Regions from separate parts of the Homo sapiens genome. Here region 1 is linked to region 2. Evidence: chromatin loops called from intact Hi-C (ENCODE). Cell type or tissue: heart left ventricle. All regions are shown on one strand.

Region 1 (2,500 bases), 52 kb after region 2:
AGAGTTTACAAAATACTTTCCCATCTGTCATTTCATCTCTGCCTTGGAACAGTTCTTGGTCAGTCAGGCAGCATTATCACAAACTACAGATGGGGACACTGAGGCACAGAGGAGCTGCATGACCTTCCCACAGCCACACAAAGCCACGTCTAGAACGCAGAGCTAGACGTCTAACGTCTCCCTCGGCATGTTCTGTCTTCCACGCTCTCACTCATGTGGAGGGCTGTGGGCATACAGGCTGCTTCTGCCAGTTTTCTAGAGCGGTCTTGGGAGGCCAACTTGACCATCTGTGCCTCAGTTTCCTGATGTGCCAAACAAATAATCTGGTACTATCTCTAGGGGCTGCAGAAAGTACCCTGCAAGGAAGTGGTCAGGGAACTCCCAGTCTCCGTCCCCGTCTCCATTGAGGCTTCCTTAGCACATTTCATACTCCAAGGAACCCTAACCATGGGGTAACAGAAACCCCGAAGTTCTGAGCTGATGGACACGACACACAGACTTGGTGTTCTCTGCACTGGACAGAGCTGATTTTCATTTTCCAAGGAGGGTAACCAAGGCACAGAGGTGTGTCTAGCCTGCTTCTGAGGGTGCAGGGACAGGAATGAGGATAACTCGTAGAAGGGCTGGCCACCTCACTCCAGCAACTTCAAGCCTCCACCCGCTAATCCACAAGCACCAACACTAAATACCTTCCCTTTGGACCAATAAGCACAAAGGAAGGGCCAAGACTCATGACCGTGCCCCTCAGAAGTGGCACTGAAAGGCGCAAGCCTCATTTCTCCCAGGCCAAGGGGAGGACTGAGAGGTCAGTGATTTGTTTAAAATGCAACATCACAGCATACTCATACTTTCAACAGGAAGCACATCCGGAGAGAAAAAGAGAGAGAGAGAACTCCCTAATGAGGAGACCGCATCCCCCCACCCCACCCCCGAGGTTACAGGGGAGCCTGCGTCATCCCAAAGCCTGCCTGGGCTGGGTTCCAGGAGGCCAGGACATAGAGAGGGGGGCCTGGCTAGGGGTCCAGCAGCAACCCAAGTCCCTTCTATCTACCAATATCCTTCTCCCAGGAAGCAGGGGAGAGGATGTGAACCCCGCCTGGGTTTTCCCACACCCAGCTGGTGACCCAGCTGACCCGGGACACTGAGGCACAAAAGAACCGCATGACTCCTGCAGAAACTGGAGCTAAAAATACCCTCCAGTGCCCAGCCTGGCCTGCGAGAGGAGCCCCCTGGCCTGCCTCCCGGCAACCTGCTGCTTCCTTCCCCATCTGGGATGGCCCTGGGGCAAATCATGCCCCTGGAGCCACATTCTGACTTCAGATCCCCAAATCCTGGGGTCTTTCCTCCTCTTGGTCCCATGGGCTGGCCCCAGGGGCTCCAGCTGGAGCTAGGAACACTTACCCAGGTAGATATCTCCGAAGGACCCGCTCCCGATCTTCCGTCCCAGGCGGTACTTGTTCCCCACACGTAGCTCCATGGCTCACTCTTGCTGCAGAGGAAGCAGGAACATGAGGGTCAGCGACGTGGGGAGCCGGGAAAGGGGTCCAGTCCACCAAGGCCAGGCAGAGCCACCAGGAACTCGAAAACCTGCATTCTCGAAGACCACATTCTGCAGGTGTCAGGTGGCCCACAGCCTGCACTCCACACACCTGGGGAACAGCTAAGGCAGGCTGAGGACAGGTTTCAGTGTGGCCAGAGAGGAAGCAGCCAAGCAAGCATGTCTTTGGGGGATGCTCATTCAGGGGCCCCTCAAAAGAAGCTTCTCAAGGGATCACAACGGGCATCAGCCCTCTTACACCTCCTACCCCCCAGGCTCCCACAGCCTGGCCTGGTCTTCCCAAGTACTGCCCCTGCCCAGAGGCCAGACCTCGCCAGTGCCCAGCACGCCTTGCAGGAGAAAGTCGCATCCCCTACTGGGGGGAAGGCAGAAAAGAATGCCCTCGACCATCCACCTTCCAGCCACCTCCCCATCTCTACGTCATGACACCAAGACCTCACACGGAGGCCCATAGCCGCTTGGATAAACTGTTTGGAGCTGGCGTCCTTTAAGACTAGGAGGGTCTCCTAAGAGGGCCCTCATAGAACAACAAAGGGGACTGAGCCAGGGTTTTAGCCGCCTGCCCCGGATGGGTGGGAGGAGGAGTTCTGATGTGAGCAGCTTCTCTCCTTCCTCAGGGCCAGGGGGGAGCCCTCTGCTCTGGCCTGGGGCAGAGGAGGGACCCCTCTGCTCTGGCCTGGGGCAAAAGTCCGGACACCCTGTTCCTGGTCAGCAGAGGAGGAAACTGAAGGCCTGGAGGCAGTGCTGCCGTGGGGACAGGGACCAGGGACTGCAGTAAACAGGGGGAGGGGTGTTTACAAGAGGACCAGCATCAAGGACTAGCAAGAGGGAACTCCTTTCACAGACAGGGTACTCAGGCTCACAGAGGCCATGCCACCTGTCCCACACCACCCTGCAGATGGTACAGCCTCGCCGAGGACAGGGCTCCGGCTGTCCCACCTG
Region 2 (2,500 bases):
AACCCGTTCACATATATATCCCTGGAATATTCATGCAGCCTGGGAGGGCTTTTGTTCTCTTATTTAATATAGATGGAGAACCTTCCATCTTACCATAACTCGCTGGTTGGGGTCAGACTCGAGCACTGTTCATCTGAACTGACCGCTCTGCTCCCACTCCAGCCGCCTGGGAATGACAACGGGAATGACAGCCGGCCCTCCTGCCTTTGGGGGTTGCCTGGGCTCTCTGAGCTTCTGGGCAGCTGCATTATTGGGGGAGGCTGATCCACATCAGAGCAGGTCAGCAACCCACAGCCTGGCCCTTCTCCAGAGGGGATTAGAGGGAAAGAGCGGCCCCTGGCCAGGCACTTCTGCCTGGTGAGCCTTTTGAAAAGGATCACATGCCCTCACAAGGGGTCAGGGGTCCACAGCTCTCCTTCCGTCTCCCCTTCAATCAACACAAACAAGCGGAGGCCACTCTAGCGGCTCCACATTTCTCCCCCTTCTCCTGGGCCAAGTTCCCAGGAATCTCTCAACCAGGAAAGCAAAATCATCCAATCATGTACATATCTGTCACTTGGGTGGGGGTGCAGAAATAAAGGGGAACAACAAAGAAATCCAAAGTCCCTCAGCGAGGGCTTACTCAATTCAGCCTTGTAATTAGGTTCTTTCCTTTAGTACATACCAGTCCTAATTTTGATGATCTCAGTTTTCTCTCAAATTGAGAACAATGGACCAACGCTCAGCCTCTTTAGCTGGATTGTTGAGCCCCTCTACATGTGACCACCTTTCCAGCCAGCTAAAATCCCACTGGGCACTGAGCGGATAGGTCCCCTGCAGATTCAGCATCCTGCACCCCAACAATGCTACCACCCCATGGGAGCAGGCTGTCTAAACCAGGATCCCTGTACCTGCTCTGTCCCTGTAATCAAGAAGCCTGGCTCCAGCCAGGACACCCTAGATTTCTCATACCAACCTGAATTTCATTCATGCAAACACATTCTGAGTCAGGTAAGCCATCAACCCACCCTGGGTGTATACCCAGCAAAGAGCGCACACGCGCCCCCAAAGACAAGAATGAATTCACCGAAGAGGCTGGACATAACCCAATGCCTGTCCACAGGAGAATGAATAAATAGTGGTATATTTGGTGAACTCCTACGCAGCAGAGAAAAAAACCAAAGGGCCACTACAGGCAACCTGGATGATCTGACAGTGCTGCGGGAAGGCAGCCAGACACCGAGGAGTCCGTTCTGTACACTCTGTGTGTGGGAGGCCCAAACAGGCAGCGGCAGGCACCACGCGAAAGTGCCAAGGTGTGAGTGGTGACTACCGGCGAAGAGCGAGTGGCCAGGAGGGGGCCCCAGGGAGCTTCCTTGGGTGCAGGAACCATTGTGTGGCTTGATCTGGGCAGTTTACACAGAAGCCAGGGAGGTCAGAAGGCAGTGCAGAAGTGGAAACTAAGCTGGCCCTTGAAAGTCAGACAGGACCTGGGCACGTGGAGACTGCTCTGGACGGAAAGGCAGGCAAAGGGAACTATATGAGCAAAGGCACGGAGGTGGGGAGTTAAGAGGGCAGACAGAGGAAGGGGTGACAGGCCAAGTGCGGCTCAAGAAGAGGCCCAGTAAAGAGGGCCTGGGATGCCCAGTGCTGAGTTAAAGTGTATCTTTCTGTCAGTGGGGAAGCCCCCAAAGGTTTCAGAAATCATGACGTGAGCCAATCGGAGCAAGGGTTGAAAATGACAAAGTCAGCCAACAGCAGTGTGTCCAAGGGGCCCAGAGAGGGCTCCATCTCTCCAAGGCCGGGACCGGGGGTCGTATTTACCAAGCAACACCCAAGCCCTCACACTCGGCCCCTTTGTGAGAACCAAGCACATATTTTTTGATTAGTGGTCTGGGGCCTGAGTGAGGCTCCTGTACTTGAGAAGTAGCCAGAACCTTGACCTTCCTACACTGGGCAGGAGGCAAGGTTACAGTCCTTATGTTTTTAATTTATTTTATTTTATTATTTGAGACAGAGTCTCGCTCTGTAGCTCAGGCTGGAGTACAATGGCATGATCTTGGCTCACTGTAAACTCAGCCTCTAGGGTTCACATGATTCTCCTGCCTCAGCCTCTAGAGCAGCTGGGATTACAGGCATGTACCACCATGTCTGGCTAATTTGTGTATTTTTAGTGGAGATGGGGTTTCATCATGTTGGCCAGGCTGGTCTCGAACCCCTCACCTCAAGTGATCCTCCAACATCAGCCTCCCAAACTGCTGGGATTACAGGCGTGAGCCACCGCACCTGGCCCATTTTAATTTCTTGGAAAGGCGTACATTCACCTGCTTCAGCAATCAAAAGGTACATGGGATCTCCAGCAAACAAGCAATCTCCCATGACCAGCACCCCCTCCAGAGGCATCACAATCACCGACTTGCGGTGTCTGCCCAGAGACCCCCTGGGCATAGACAAGCAAAGACACTTTTGATTCTCTTCCCTTTTACACTGATGGCAGCTCCGAGACACACCGCCCAGACCT

Evidence for each region. Hi-C counts contacts between places; a loop is a spot of excess contacts. Peaks named below come from ENCODE experiments on the same cell type or tissue, not always from the same donor. Only the 100,000 strongest peaks of a DNase experiment are listed, where the experiment ranks them.
Region 1: a loop joins it to region 2, with 2.4 times the contacts of the local background. A loop is called at or near these places in 62 of 110 quality-filtered maps.

The regions. Positions count from the first base shown.
Region 1 is chr22:38,312,681-38,315,180 of GRCh38, forward strand. TPTEP2-CSNK1E (TPTEP2-CSNK1E readthrough) reads right to left here. Exons shown (of 15, transcript NM_001289912.2): 6 at 1,402-1,489. The coding sequence starts at 1,477. CSNK1E (casein kinase 1 epsilon) reads right to left here. Exons shown (of 11, transcript NM_152221.3): 2 at 1,402-1,489. The coding sequence starts at 1,477. Among named protein-coding and RNA genes, the nearest start is that of CSNK1E, 3.5 kb to the right of the region's middle. RefSeq lists enhancers at 2,022-2,081, 2,152-2,321, 2,342-2,391. In heart left ventricle, no CTCF peak of the experiment used is centred here; a DNase peak (open chromatin) is centred at 981; H3K4me3 peaks cover 2,368 bases; H3K27ac peaks cover 2,500 bases.
Region 2 is chr22:38,260,932-38,263,431 of GRCh38, forward strand. All of the region lies in intron 1 of TMEM184B (transmembrane protein 184B), which reads right to left. Among named protein-coding and RNA genes, the nearest start is that of TMEM184B, 11 kb to the right of the region's middle. RefSeq lists enhancers at 1-8, 1,393-1,482. In heart left ventricle, a CTCF peak has its summit at 1,334 (motif pointing right); a DNase peak (open chromatin) is centred at 1,330; H3K27ac peaks cover 2,000 bases.